Regions from separate parts of the Homo sapiens genome. Here region 1 is linked to region 2. A link is an interaction called in ENCODE POLR2A ChIA-PET data of the cell type or tissue named here. Cell type or tissue: CD4-positive, alpha-beta T cell. All regions are shown on one strand. Each heading gives the region's core, and the rest is flanking DNA. Links, peaks and the distances in the headings are about the cores only.

Evidence for each region. ChIA-PET counts read pairs that join two places held together with the same protein. Peaks named below come from ENCODE experiments on the same cell type or tissue, not always from the same donor. Only the 100,000 strongest peaks of a DNase experiment are listed, where the experiment ranks them.
Region 1: POLR2A ChIA-PET joins it to region 2 with 5 read pairs; 1 of 35 experiments calls an interaction of 5 or more read pairs at or near these places.

Annotation. Positions count from the first base shown.
Region 1 is chr1:42,049,258-42,057,242 of GRCh38, forward strand. It overlaps LOC124904161 (a long non-coding RNA gene), which reads left to right. Exons shown (of 3, transcript XR_007066032.1): 3 at 1,835-2,521. Among named protein-coding and RNA genes, the nearest start is that of GUCA2B, 100 kb to the right of the region's middle. In CD4-positive, alpha-beta T cell, for the core only: no CTCF peak of the experiment used is centred there; a DNase peak (open chromatin) is centred at 3,984; H3K27me3 peaks cover 1,405 bases.
Region 2 is chr1:41,716,574-41,724,558 of GRCh38, forward strand. The region is part of intron 1 of HIVEP3 (HIVEP zinc finger 3); the gene reads right to left. Among named protein-coding and RNA genes, the nearest start is that of HIVEP3, 200 kb to the right of the region's middle. RefSeq lists enhancers at 4,598-4,647, 4,688-4,737. In CD4-positive, alpha-beta T cell, for the core only: no CTCF peak of the experiment used is centred there; no DNase peak of the experiment used is centred there; H3K4me3 peaks cover 711 bases.

The sequences.
Region 1 (7,985 bases), core at 1,219-6,218, 330 kb after region 2:
TGATTCTTTTGCCTTCTTTTCTAAGCTCTTATTTCCCAATGATCAAACAATATCATCAACATCTGACAAGTTCTGAATCTGATGCATCTGCCTTCCTTCTGGTTTCAGATGCAAAGCATATTCTCCACACAGCCTCACACCAGTTCCAAACCCTGCATGCTAACATTTCTCTGCCGAAAGGCCTTTTTAATGAGGAACTTGGTTCAGGCATCAGCTATAGAACATTAATATTCATGGTTAGTATTTGTAAAAACCTTTATTTTAATCTTTTGTTTCTGTTGAGGGGGGAGTGTTAAAATGGCCAGAAATTCCCAATTCCCATTTATTCTATCCAGGCCTCTATTTTCAGAGTATTTTCTTTTTGGCTTCCATTATTTCATTGGGGTTGGCAATGAAAGTTAGTCCTACTCCTGTCCAAGTGTTAAATGGATACTCATGTGTCTTTTTGCCACATTGGTATACTTAATTTTATTCCAAATAGGATTTTTCTTTTTTCCCCTCTGCATGCAAATGTGTTACCCTTTCAGTGTTTGCATAATAGCAGTAATTCTTTCATTTGTACAAAAGGACATGCATTATTTTGGCAGATAGATGGAGCTTTGATGGAGAGATTATTACATTTCCAAAAGCAAAGAGAATAAATGAGAATTTAGCTAGACGCTGACTAAACACCCCCTTCCCCCAACTCCACTGATCATGAGCCAAGTGTCTAACACACTATACTTTCCTCCCAGACAACAAACCTTGCAGAACAGTAGGACCTTGCCGGCTGTTCTCGGTTCTCTGCCCTTCTCTGCGTGGCTCTGTGGACTGTATCACTTGGCCTCCCTTGCCCTACAGCTTCTGGCTGGTTAAGCCAATAGGAGGCACCAGCATGAGAATGGAGGATGGGAGTAGAGGGAAGCTGGGCTATTTATTTTCCTGCTCCCTCCCTGCCTTTCCATAGGTCAAGCAGTAGTTGTACCCCTCCAAGGCCACAGATCAGTTGAGGAGCCCCTCTTCTACAAGTCCAGCTCTCACTGGACTCTGGTAATCCCCTTCCTGCTCCTCACTGCCTCTAGCAAGATCCACAGAGCTTCATTACCCCTTGTCGACTAACCCTGCCCATATCCATGTAAATATTCCTTATACTCAACACTTTGAGTGTGCCATCTTTTTCCTTAGGACACTGAGAGAAGCATCATATTCCCAACACTTCACTTAGCTAACTAGATCCTCCCTCCTCCTCCAAAAACAAACAAATACATAGCACTGGGAAAGTAATAAAGAAGTCCAAAACCACTGAGGTCTATAGGTATCTACATGTCACCTCAAAGTGTTTAGACACTGCACAAGGCAGAAGAGGAGTTTTCCCTAGGCGCATCTAGCTTCACTGCAGTCATGTAGATGATTGGCATCTGTTGGTTTTGCCTGTCACTGGGTCACCTTCTTCTGGTCACAGTTCCCTGATTTTCCTTGGGGAGCTACCTCTTCAATTCTCTTAGTACATGTGGATTGGATGGGGCTGTTCTCACCCTCAGCTCAGAGAAAATATAAGACCCCCAGCTCGGCCACTCAGGCCATCATTTCCTCCAGGCCACAGCAATTGGTTCAGGGATGGGCAGGTGATCTAAGCCAGGCCAATGGAAACCAGTTAGATAAAATTCTAGGACTTTGGCTGGAGCAGCTAGAGAGGAGTAGAGCCCACCTGAGAACTGAAAAATCACAGAGAAAGCAGTCAATAAATGAGGAGAGGATAACTGGGCTCTGATCATGTCATTTGCATGCTGGATCAAGCCTAGCCTTGCTCTTGCAATTACATGAACAAAAGGTTCTGTCATTTCATTTGTTTCAGCTGGGTTACCATCAGGGAAAGAATCCTGACTACTACATTGAAGATGGAAGCTCTTTATACACTCAGAACCATCATGGACTGGGTAAGGGGGAGGCAGAGAAGAAAACAGAATTGAATATTTCTAGATCACGTATTATTGTGTGCTGTAGAATAGAGCACATATTAATGTAGGTTAATTCATTTAATCCTCAAAATGACTTTACTCAGCTAAATTGAGGAACTTGCTAAGTGCCATACAATTAGTAAATGGCAGAGTTAAGTTCAAACCAAGGACACTCTGCCTGCAAAGATATACTTGCTCTGCTCTGATGTGCTGCCATTATCATCATCATCTCCATCATCTGCCTCCTCACTGTTACCATCACCATCATCTTCAGGATGCTCCCTGAGGATCTGGACCATAGCGGTAGGAAGCTGAGCTTTCTAACTCAGAAAACAGACCTTCAAACATATAAGTAAATGAGTGTGCAAATAACTATAGCAAGAAGTACAAAGTGATCAGTACCACCAAAGAGGAGCAGATATCATGTTGAGAAAGATTACTTCCATCTGAGGTAGACCTCTAGAAATGGCTGAAGGAAATCCAAAGACAGGAAGGAGTCTCAACAGAGGCATTAGGGATAGGAATGTCAGATCATAAAAGATTCAGTTTGCACATTTACAACCTAAACTAATATAGTTCTGGTGCCCCAAGGTTCTGTCCTTGCCTCCCTTCTCTATTTTCTCTTGACGTCCTTCCTTAGCAATAACAAGGCCAGAAAGCTGACAACCCCCCAATCTCCCATTTACCACAGTGCTTGGCACAGTCCCTTTAAACTTCAGGGCAAAGAGTGGAGAGTCATACAGTCTTCCAATGTAAATATGCCTACTCTTCAGTGGCGTTCACCTTAAGGTCCAAGGAATAGTGAACTGGCAACTGGAACTGGTATTGAAGGTGAACCTAGAAGCCTCTAAACGTGTCCTTAAAGACCCAGCATGTCTAGGCTCCTATTCAGCTCCCAAAGAAAGAAGTGTCATATATCCTAACATTGACACTTGTTCCAAAGATGATGTGAATTCAGCCCTGGAGATACAGCCCTTTTTCTCTTTAGCAGAAACCCTGCTTCTGACCTCTCCTTTCCCCTCTAGATGTCTCATTACTCTTTGAATGAGACACAAGCTTTTCTACACGCATCACTGTCTTGTTTTAGCATACTTCCTCCCTCCATCCATCAACAAAAGGTGTTGCACTGATGCTAAACCAGGCACAAAGACCAACCCCCAAGTCAGTGTGTCTGCCAAGTAAAACACATGAAAACTTGGTGCACTATTTTTAAAAGCAAGTTAAATAAGGTGCCTTTAAAGTTGAGTCCCCCGGGATTGTACTGAATCCCTAGGTTCTTGGTTTTATGACCACAAGGGACCAAGCAGGTTGGCTTTAATTGTTAAACTAGGCCACTTAAGCCACGGAGCCCTTGTCTAACAGGACAATATTTATAGGGATTGCATCATCGCATAGTCGAACTGTTCTTCTCAGACTGAGATCATCCTTTAGTTTGCTGGGATATTTTTTAAACTCCAGGAGGAAGAAAGAAACCTTCTCTTCATTAATAGAAACTACTAATAAGAGTAGAAGAGTACAATAATGTTGAAATGATAACATTTTAGCCACATGAAAAGCAGGAACTTAATATTTTCTACCGGAAAGATTTTTGATTCACAGCTATTGAAAATTTGAAGATGATATTTTGGCCGCTGGAGGCTGGGACAAATTTGATTAAAATTACTAGACAAGGGCCGGGCGCAGTGGCTCACGCCTGTAATCCCAGCATTTTGGGAGGCTGAGGCGGGCGGATCATGAGGTCAGGAGATCGAGACCATCCTGGCTAACACAGTGAAACCCCATCTCTACTAAAAACACAAAAAATTAGCCAGGCGTGGGGGCGGGCGCCTGTAGTCCCAGCTACTCGGGAGGCTGAGGCAGGAGAATGCCGTGAACCTGGGAGGCGGAGCTTGCAGTGAGCCAAGATTGCGCCACTGCACTCCAGCCTGGGTGACAGAGCGAGACTCCATTTCAAAAAAAAAAAAAAAGAAAGAAAGAAAATTACTAGTCAAGAAAACTGAATGGAATCAAATTTTCTTCAAAAACCACATTCCTGTGGTTTTATATAACACTATTGTTCATGTGGTACAGATTGATGTGGTTTTCTTTTTTATTTTTTTCATCAACTTCTATTTTCCGGAGTACATGTGCAGAATGTGCAGATTTTGTTACCTAGGTCAACGTGTGCCATGGTGGTTTGCTGCACATATCATCCCATCGCCTAGGTATTAAGCCCAGCATCCATTAGCTATTTTTTCCTAATGCTCTCCCTCTCCCCACCACATCCCTCAACAGGCCCCAGTGTGTGTTGCTCCCCTCCCTGTGTCCACGTGTTCTCATTGTTCAGCTCCCACTTATAAGTGAGAATATGCAGTGTTTGGGTTTCTGTTCCTGCATTCATTTGCTGAGGATAATGGCTTCCAGCTCGATTCATGTCACTGCAAAGGACATAATCTCATTCCTTTTCATGGCTGCATAGTATTCCATGGTGTATATGTACCACATTTTCTTTATCCAGTCTACCACTGATGGGCATTTGGGTTGATTCCATGTCTTTGCTATTGTGAATAGTGCTGCAGTGAACATATGTGTGCATGTATCTTTATAACAGAATGATTTATATTCCTTTGGGTATATATCCAGTAATGGGATTGCTGAGTCAAATGGTATTTCTGGTTCTAGATCTTTGAGCAATCGCCACACTGTCTTCCACAATGGTTGAACTAATTTACGCTCCCACCAACAGTGTAAAAGCATTCCTTTTTCTCTGCAACCTCCCCAGCATCTGTTGTTTCTTGACATTTTAATAATCGCCATTCTGACTGGTGTGAGATGGCATTTCATCATGGTTTTAATTTGCATTTCTGCAACGATCATGACTGCATGAATGTCTTCTTTTGAGAAGTGTCTGTTCATGTCCTTTGCCCACTTTTTAATGGGGTTGTTTGTTTTATTCTTGTAAATTTGTTTAAGTTCCTTGTAGAATCTGGATATTAGATCTTTGTCAAATGGATAGATGGCACACTTTTTCTCCCATTCTGTAGGTTGTCTGTTCACTCCAATGATAGTTTCTTTTCCTGTGCAGAAGCTCTTTAGTTTAATTAAGTCCCATTTGTCAATTTTTGCTTTTGTTACAATTGCTTTTGGTGTTTTCATCATGAAATCTTTGCCCATGCCTATGTCCTGAATGGTATTGCCTAGATTTTCATCTAGGGTTTTTATGGTTTTGGGTTTTACATTTAAATCTTTAATCCATCTTGAGTTGGTTTTTGTATAAAGTGTAAAGAATGGGTCCAATTTTAATTTTCTGCATATGGCTAGCCAGTTCTCCCAGCACCATTTATTAAAAAGGTAAAAATACCTTTCCCCATTGCTTGTTTTGGTCAGGTTTATCAAAGATCAGATGGTTGCAAGCATGTGGTCTTATTTCTGAGTTCTCTATTCTGTTCCATTGGTCTGTGTGTCTATTTTTGTACCAGTACCATGATGTTTTGGTTACTGTAGCCTTGTAGTATAGTTTGAACTTGGGTAATGTGATACCTCCAGCTTTGTTCTTTTTTCTTAGGATTGTCTTGACTATACAAGCTCTTTTTTGGTTCCATATGAATTTTAAAATAGTTTTTCTAATTCTATGAAGAATGTCAATGGTAGTTTAATGGGAATAGCATTGAGTCTATAAATTACTTTGGGTAGTATGACCACTTTCATGATACTGATTCTTCCTATCCATGAGCATGGAATATTTTTCCATTTGTTTGTACCCTCTCTGATTTCCTTGAGCAGCGGTTTATAGTTCTCATTGAAGAGGTCCTTCACTTCCCTTTTTAGCTGTATTCCTAGGCATTTTATTCTCTTCATAGCAATTGTGAATGGGAGTTCATTCATGATTTGGCTCTCTGCATGCCTGTTGTTGGTGTATAGGAATGCTAGCAATTTTTGCACTTTGATTTTGTGATTGATGTGGTTTTCATTGTTTGGACTACCCATAATATACGTATACTGTAGAAGAGTGAGTTTATTTTTCTGTTACTCTTTCAGATGAACTTTCCAGTCATGTCATAACATCATGATTTTGTTGTTTTATTTATCAAAGCTAGTTGACACACATATGATTTACTCATAATGGTCACAATGGCTAACATTTGTTGGGCACTTCCTGTGTGCCAGGTGCTGTGCATATGAATTTCATACATATTATGTCATTTAATTCTCAAGCAGTTCTATCAGTTCCTATTATTACCACCACATTAAAGATGAGGAAAAGGAAGCTTAAAAAGTAGTGTAAGCTGCCCAAAGTCATAAACCTAGTAATCAGTGGAACTGGAACTTAAAGCCAAGACTGAGTGATTCCCAGAAATTCCCAAGCCTCTTCGCCACTATATCAGGCTGACTTTTATTGACAAATGGATTGTGCACTTTCTCTATCCAGTTCTGAAGTTGAATTGTAGAGTTTTTTAAGATGGTTTTCTGGGGGAGATGCCATGTTCTATGAAGGGCACAGAAATCCTCAACAAATACAACAGACTTTTGTGCTTACTTAGGCAGCACATATACTAAAATTGGAACAAATACAACAGACTTTTAAGTTGCCTTATTTTCGCTAAAACAATAAAAATGCTTATGCATTTGGGAAATTGTTAAATAATAAATACAAGTTAAATTATTTTAGTAAAAAATATTGCTTTCAGGCCAGGCACAGGGGCTAATGCTTGTAATACTAGTACTTAGGGACGCCAAGATGGGAGGATTGCTTGAGCCCAGGAGTTTGAGACCAGCCTGGGCTACGTAGGGAGACCCCCATCTCTATAAAAAAAAAAATGGCCAGGCATGGTGGCACATACCTGTGGTCCCAGCTACTTTAGAGGCTGAGGAGGGAGGATCATTTGAGCTCTGGAGGTCAAGGCTACAGTGAGACATGGTCATGCCACTGCACTTCAGCCTGGGCAACAGAATGAGACCCTGTCTCAATAACAAAAAATACTTTCAGTCTGTAGTTATCTAGCTATAACATGTAGCTTTCAGAAACTAAAATTACATGAATTTTCAAATAAAATGAAAAACTTTACAATGTGGATTGGACTTCTGGTCAAGAAAAAGCATCAAGAATGAATGCTTTGATCCACCTGCTCTGCTTCAAACTCATTAAATCCCTACTAAAATATAAGAAGAGAGGGTTAAAAAAATAAACAGCTTCACTGAACAGAACTAGAAATTAATCACAATGTGGTGAGTGGGTCTGAAGCCATGAGTCTGTTACAATCCAGGTCTGTAAGCATATAGTAGTAGCTTGAATCTTGACTCCTACCATGTAATAGAAATGAAAGTGCTTCATGCACAATTGTGGATCAGAAGAAGATTTACTGTGGAAGCCAGAGGCTTGAATGAAGCTCCTCCCTCTACAGAAAAAAAGTCTATTAAGATAAAGCAATTATTGACTACTTCCTGAGACTACATTTTACACAGGGTTCTTGGCTTGGAAAGCAGACTGTAGATGCACTTCCTGGCCAGGAACTCAGCCAGATACCTGCTGCCCTATAACTAGATTTGTGATAGTCCCAATATCACTGCAGAACAAATTCCACCTGGTGCTGCACTAGGGGCCTGAGAAAAGGTCAAATGGAGACAACTGTAAATTCCCAAAACTGCTAGACAAATAGGATGAGAGAAAAATATCACACACACACACACACACACACACACACACACTCTTTCAAGATGTAGCTGCTATAACAAATGAAGAAATCTGAAACTAAAGAAGAAAGCCTAGAAAACAATCAAAATTATTAATTGAAGCATGAAATGCCTAGAGATAAAATAATTTTTATCTTTGAAACAGTCTTACCAAGACTTTAAAATAAGGATGTCTAGACCGTTCAAAGGCATAAATTAAGGCATTGCATTCATTAATAGTGACGAAGGAACTATGAAACACAAAGCAGATATAAATAAAACAAAACCGGGTGGGTATTTAGAAAAACCAAATATACATTGGAACTAAAAAAAAAAAAAAAAAGCAGTTACCGGCTGGGCGTGGTGGCTCATGCCTGTAATCCCAGCACTTTGGGAGGC
Region 2 (7,985 bases), core at 1,320-6,319:
CTTGTAGGAGGAGCAGTGGGAGGGCCCTCTGGACAGACAGCATGCTTCAAACAAAGCTGGGGGATGGGACAGGTCATGGTGCATTGGGAAATAGTCCCTGGACCCTGCTGGGAGAAAGCAGGTTGGGGATCCAGGCAGGTCTGGGTCACGGAGGGCCCTGAATTCCAGCTGAGAGGCTGCATCCTCCTGCAGGCAGTAACAAGCCGTGGGGAGCTCAGAGGGGCTGGGGCAGGAGAGGGAGATGTGAACGAAGCCGGTTAGAAGCCAGGCTGCATCAGACACCACTGCCTTCCTCCTCTCTGTCACTCTCAGGCATGACTCTCCTTCTCCCCTGGCTGTCTGAGTGCCAGCAACAGAAAGCAGGCCTCAAGCTGCACGCACGTTGTGGAAGACGAGTATGTTTACTCAGCAGCACACAGCCAGCTCTGCCCAGGCCTCGGCCTGGCAGTCTTCTCTTTTGGGGAGAGCTGGTTGCCCTGTGTCCTGCTCTGAGGGCACGCAGTTGTGACCTTGGTTTCCCATGGTGAAGGCACCCAGAGTGGTACCTGGGGGAAGGTTCTGGGTCTCGTGGGAGTTCAGGCTGAGCCAGGAGAGAGCTGCCCAAGTGGCTCAGCATCTGGGGACCAGAACTTGGGCAGGGGAGGATCCCATGGAGCTTGCATTTTCCGACGCTCTTTCCCTTATTCCCTCCAACCAATATTTGTTGAATACCTACTTTGTGTCAGGCGCTATTCTAGGCGGTGAATCAGACAAGAAAAACTCCTGTCCTCTTGGAACTTAAATTCTAATAGGGGAAACAGACAACATTCAAACAAAGAAATGTTGTCAGGTGGTAATGAGCCCTATGAAAGAAAATACAGACAACTTGAGAAAGGAAAGAGAAAGTGACTAGAGAAGGTGCTTGAGTTGATGTGATCAGGGAAGGCTTCTCTAAGGAGATGAGGTTCTAGGGGTGACATCTGAGCAAAGGCCTGGGTGAAGTGAGGGAGCAGGGGCACAAGGATTTCAGGCACGGGGTTGGTACATGCAAAGGCCCTGAGGCAGGAATAAGCCTGGTGTGTTTCTCTGACTCCTTGTCTAGTGCTCTTGGGAAAAGAGAGGCTCAGGCAGGTTAGGTGACTTGCCTGGAACCATGCTGCAGATCAGTGGCTGAGCAGGACCAGAGGCAAGTTTTCTGCCTGTTTATCCAGGGGTCGCCCACCATATGTGGACTGGGCACATTTCAGGCATGGACCCTGGCCAGAGGATGGACATTGACTGTAGGGGAGGGTGAGTCAGTCATTCAGTCAACAAACGCTGACTGAGCGCCTAGCTCACGGCAGGCTCTGGCTGTGCTGGGCCCTAGCACACAGCAGGGCACCCATGGATGGAAGCGCATGTCCCCCTGGAGCCTGCATTCTAGTGGAGATCAGAGATTATGGGGATCATGGGATTCCAGGACCCTAGAATCTGTGGCCAGAATCTGGAAATCCCAGAATCAGAATGACCGGTATCTTAGCATCCAAGGATTCGGAATCCCCCAAGCACGGCTTCTCCATATGGGAAATTGGCAGGGCCCTTCAGCGGCATCCAGCCCATTTTAAAGAGGGGTGGAACCAAGGTCTGGTGCACTGAATGTCCCACATAGGGTGGCCAGTGGTGGAACCAGGGCCTTTGCCAAGGAGTCTGGGCTTCTGGGGCAGTGAGGCGACTGTGGGCAATGGGGATGAATACAGGCTTAGGCCAGACAGACTGGCCGTGGGTCTGTACCCTACGCTTGCTATGTCGTGGAATCTTTCTAAATCTCAGCTTCCTCATCTGTAAAATGGCACTAAGATGGCATCTACCTCAAATGGTTGTCGTGAGAATTAAGATAATCTACGTAAAGTGCTTAGCATGGCAAATGCTTCTAACACTTGCTGTTGTGCTGGTAATTATTAGTGAGACTTCAATAACACTGGTATGAAGTGTTAGATGACAGAGATTGAACCCTGCTGGAATGGGAACAGCGGACCTGCCCCAGCCACCCGGCTTAGCATCCCACAGAGGATCTGCCCAGGCGTGTCAGCTGATGGGAATAAGGGTTGTTTCACTCTCACCTCCAGAGACAAACATGGTGTGTGTGGCCTGGCACGAGTCCATTGCCCTCCTCTCTCCATCTCTCCTGTCTTCCCATTCCCTCCTCTGTCTCTGTCTCTCTCTTTCTTTCTCTCTTTCACACCCACACACACACACACACACACACGTGCACACACACACACACGTATGTGCTGTAATTATAGCCATAAGACCTTGACCCAGCCCAGAGCAGTGAAAGCTGAGACCAAAGGCATTAGAACGAAGGCGCTAGTGGATTTTAGCTGGGGGTCAAGGTACATGTTTTAACCCTTCCTCTTTGCTGGACTGAAACTAGGCTTGATGGACTAGGACCCACCAGGAGGTTAGAAGGGCAACAGCCCATGGCCAAGTGGGAGTAACAAGAAGCACATTCTTAATACTGTGAGAGATAAAGGCCAGATAGCTAAAATTGAGGGCTCAGAGTGTGCTGCTGCAGCTAAAGACAAGAGCTGCACAAAGGACAACCAGGTACCCTGGAAGACTTCCTGGAGGAGGAGAGAGAGGAGCTTTGAAGGATGGGGAGGATTTGACCATATAATTTATTGCTCTATATGAAAACAGCATTCAAGGACAAAGTCAAACAAAATCAAGTACAAAGGCACAGAGGCTCAAACTGTTAGGGTGCAGGAGACAGTGAAGCTCCTCTTACAGGTTAGATGGAAGTGAAACAGACTGGGAGGTGGAGCAAGAACTTGTTTTGCCTTTAGTTCTCGCCTTTACCTTGAAACAATGGTCATTCCTTCATTCATATGAATAACTCATCTATCTAAAACAATTTTAGGCAGCCCTAGTGAGCCCTAGTGAGTTTTCCTTCCCTTGGCTCAATTTCTCCATCTCCTAAATGGATTTGTCACTGACATGGAGAGGGAGACTGCCCAAGAGCAGATGTTCCTGAACTAGTAGTCAGCTGTTGGCTGCTCCACATCACTCAGGGACGTCCCTGTCCCCACCATGAAGTCTTAGGCTCATTGGAAAGCCTTGGGGTTCTTGAGATGTCCGTCTTTCTGGGGCAAGTTCACAATAACAGAGAAAGATGACACGGTGACCAGGCTCCAGAAGGAGACACACAGAGCCCTTCCTCAGGGTCACTTCAACCTCACAGCAGCCCCAGTGGGACTCCTGACTCATGTTAGCACCAACACAGGGAACCACTAAGCCTTGGAGAAGTTCAGTGTCTTGCCTGAGTCCTATATCTGGTAAACTGGCAGAGCCAGGCTAGGAAGCCCAGACGCTTCCTGGCTCCTATGTCCTTTCCATCAGGCCAGGCTGTCTCTTGCCCTAAGTTGCACAGGCCAAGAACAGAAGCTAAGACGGAAGTGATTTATTCCCAGGTACACAAGGACTCAAACTGTGGAGCGGGGCTGGGGTCCAGCCACACACTGAGCTCCAGAGGCCCAGTTCTGGTTTCAGCTGAGTGGCCCTACCAAGCTACTTGCTTTCCTACGTCTCCCCTCAAACATCCTCCCCACCCTCCATCTACATCGCAGATGCCAAAAAGTCATCAGAGCAGGCAGGAAATTCCATAATTGGCATGCTAAACCTGATGAGCTCAGGACACCACCTCTGAGTGGGCCTCCAGGGCTGCTCCCAGGCCCCAGACTGCAACTCTTGAAGGGCCTAAAGAAGGGAGATCCTATAATTTTCCCCATTTGGGACATTCAACAAATAGAATGGTTCATTCACAGATTTACTCCATTTGGACACATCGGGAATAGCCTTGGGTCTGTCTAGAAAGAGACATGTTCATCCAGCTCTGACTCACCCAGTTCCAGCACTGAATATACTACATTATTATTCTACCTTTTCAAAGCCTATTATGTGTGATTCCTATGTGAGGAGTTGAGGGAGCTACAGGTGAGACCAGAGTCAGGCTCTAATGTCAAGAGGCTCCTAAGACAAGAAATTAGAACACTTGTGCACTGCTGGTAGGAATGTAAAATGGTGCAGCCACTATGGGGAACAGTATGGAAGTTCCTCAACAAATTAAAAATAGAACTACCATATGATCTAGCAATCCCACTGCTGGGTATTTATCCAAAAGGATTGAAAACAAGATCTCAAAGAGATATTTGCACTCTTATGTTCATTACAGCATTACCCACAATAGTCAAGATGTGGAAAAAACCCAAATGTCCATCCAGATGAATGGATAAAGAAAATGTGGTACACACATACAGTTGAATATTATTCAGCCTTAAAAAAGAAGGAAATCCTGCAATATGTGACAGCATGGATGAACCTGGAGGACATTATGCTAAGTGAAATAGGCACAGAAGGACAGATACTGCATAATTCCACTTAGACGTAGTGTCTAAAATAGTCAAACTCACAGAAGCAGACAGTAGAATAGTGGGTGCCAGGAGCTGGGGGAACGGGAAATGGGAAGTTGCTGCTCAAGGAGTATAAATGTTCAGTTAAGCAAGTTGACTAAGTTCTAGAGACCTGCTGTGCAACATTTGCCTATGATGAATGATACTTTATCTACTTAAACATTGGTTGAAAGGTAGATCTCATGTGAAACATTCTTACTGCAATTTTTTTTTTTTTTGAGACAGAGTTTCAGTTTCACTATTGTCGCCCAGGCTGGAGTGCAATGGAGCGATCTCGGCTCACTGCAACCTCCACATCCCAGGTTCAAGCGATTCTCCTGTCTCAGCCCCGAGTAGGTGGGATTACAGGCGCATGCCACCGCGCTCGACTAATTTTTGTATTTTTAGTGGAGACGGGATTTCATCATATTGGTCAGGCTGGTCTCGAACTCCTGACCTCAGGTGATCCGCCCACCTCGGCCTCCCAAAGTGCTGGGATTACAGATGTGAGCCACCATGCCTGACCCTTACTGCAATTTTTTTAAAAGCTCATAAGCTAGAACAAGAGACGTAGGTAGGTGCATAGGTTAATCAATAGTGCTAATAGCAAATATTTATATAATCTGGATCCTGCATCAGGCACAGTTCTGAGTTTTTACCTGTATTAACTCACTTGACACTTGCAATGCTATTAATACTATGAAGGAAGTATCATTATCATCTCTGCTGTACAGAGGAGGAAACTGAGGCATAGAGGGGTTGAGTCATGGACTCACAATTGCTCTGCTGCTCACAGGAACAGAGCTGGGATGGGAGCCCAGGCAGGCAGCTCCAGAATCTGTGCTCCTAACCCCACACGGTGCTGTCCATCGGTGCACAGAACTGCCTTCCCTAACAGAGGTGTGCCCTGGGTAGCACAGAGGCTAGTGAGCGTGATCCACTCCATCAGAGGGAGGGGCATGGACATTTTCCTAGAGGAGTGATGCCTGCACAGACTCTCAATGATGAAGCTCTCCATCATCTCTGAAGACTAATGAAGCCAGCCATAAACATGCCATGGGAGGAACTGAGAGGGCCTCTGGCCAAGCAGGCTGCCCCTACCCCTGCCCCTGGGATCTCTACCTCCCCACCTGACCCTAGTAGGGTCTTCTTCCTCCCTCATGCAAGCTCCTGGAACTCTTGGTGTGTATCTCCTTCGCAGTGTGGACCACAATCAGCTTTGTCTCTGCTGCAGACTTGTCTTACCTCCCTCCAGTGGAGTCCTTGTTCCACCTCCCTTCACCTCTCTGACATCTCTAGCTCCCAGCACAGGCCTGGGATGTAGCTCGTGCTTGTGAAATACTTGTTGCACTGATACTAGTTTTCCACATATATCAGGGCTGGCCCTGGCTGGACCTGGAGATCAGCAAAATAAATTTGGCTGGCCTTCCTTCCTTCCTTCCTTCCTTCCTTCCTTCCTTCCTTCCTTCTTTCCTTCCTTCCTTCCTCCCCTTCCCTCTCCCCTCCCTCTCCCCTCCCCTTCCCTTCCCTTCCCTCCTTTCCTCCCTTCTCTCCCTCCCTCCCTCCCTCCTTCCCTCCTTCCCTTCCTTCTGCCTGCCTTTCTTCCCTCCACTTTTAGCAGGTATTTATTGAGTATCCATTGTATGTGGCAGGTGCAATGCAGCAGGACAGTCTCTATTCTGTGGGCACTCACAGTCTAGTCAAGGAGACAGACTAGCAAAAAGACAATTGTTGGTGAAATGCATTCTGACATGAGTCCAGGGAGCATAGGAGCACATGAAATCCACAGGCTTCCACAGGTGTGGAGGAAGTAATCAAGGAAGACTTCTGGGAAATGGCATCTAAACTGAGACTTGAATATTGAGTGTGCATGCATGTGCATATGTGTATGTGTGAGAGAAACAGGAAGAAAGAGAAAGACAGAGAGAGAGATGCATGTGTGTGTGTGAGCTAGGAAGCAAGAGGTTAAGGCCAGAGCTTTGAGGGAAAGAGGTAAGACCAGGTAGGAGATCCTGAGGGTCCTTGCAAGTTGCTCTAAAGGAATTTAGCATTTAACCCCAGAGGCCATGGGGAGCTATTAAAGGATTTTATTTGGGGAATGACGTGACCAGGTTTGTGTTCTAGAAAGATCCCCCTGGTGCACTATGGGGAACAAATTAGAGGGGGCATGGTGGTGGCAGATAAAAGCAGCTACAGAAATCCAGGTAAGACAAGGCTGTTAGCAGTAGGAGTGACAGGAAGGGACACATCTGCCAGATCTTGAGTCACTTGATTTTCCTTGGGGGTTGGGGGATCAGGAATGAGCCCTGAGTTTGGGTCATCTCATCCCTTCCATGGGGCCCCTCTCTTTCCTGCCACCATCCCCATCCTTATCCCATTGTTGTAACGGAAAGTCATGGAATTCTTGGGGGAACTCCATGAAATACTAAAGTTCTGGTTCCATCACAAGAACTGGGAACAATTTTCACTAGCAGAAAATGCACCCATACCATAAAATCATACACACACACACACACAGCCACCACACACACACACACACACACACACACACAGCCACCATAAAAAAATATGCTGCAAAACTCCGCAGAATTGGCTGGTTTTGATATTCCTCATTAATATTTGTTTGCTACTTGTACATTTCATTTTATTGCCTATGAGCACTCATTAGCAGTCAAGCAGTAGCAAGTGCCCAGAGCTTATGAAAAGCCAATGGGAGAAAACTAGAAGAATGAGATAATGATAAGTAATAACTTTGTCCTTTACTGCAAATTGGGAAGAGCTAGGTATTGGTTTAGTGTAGGAGTGAAACATCTCAGCACAGCCCTCAGAGCCCAGGGTCAGGGTTAGGATTAGGGTTAGCACTTTCATAGGTTTCTTCTGGTCAAGGCTGGAAAGCAATCTGATTAACTAGATCATGGTAAGGAATGAATGACCACCAGAGTAGCTTAATCCTGCCTGGAGGTACTAGCAGCTCGGCTTTAGAGATGGAGAGGAAGTAAGCTTTCCCAACTTCCTTCAAATGCTATAATCTGCCTGTAAACTCAGAGGATAATACAGATGTTAGTTTCTCTTGCGATAATAATATCATGAGGGGGGAGGGGCAGCTCGAGGATGAATCTTTTTCTCCAGGTTTGCAGCGGTAGCTTGAAGTAGTGTCTTGGGGTGGACTCTGACATCCCCTTCCACCACTATCCACTGTCACCTTCCGAAGCCACTCCAAATGAGCAAACATAAACTCTAGGTTAAAAGTGTGCTTATTCTACAAATGCAGCTTCAAGATAAGTCTTCTGTATGTTCCCACCCCTCACCAGAATACTGTCCCTGGGATCCTCCTCTGAGAACAGTTGGCAAAGCTGGTTGGTCCCCTTAGGGAGAAAAGGGCTGGCCTTCATATGGAATGCCTAGGGCTGAATAAACAATCAGATGGGGTTTCCTTCCTGACCTACTACTGCTGCCAAGTAAAGTGAACAGAAACGTCCACCACAGAAGGCCATTCTCCAGATGAGAAAACCAAGGATCAGAGAACAAAGACTTGGCTTGGATTACATATGCAGGAGGTTCCTGCACATCTGGCCACAC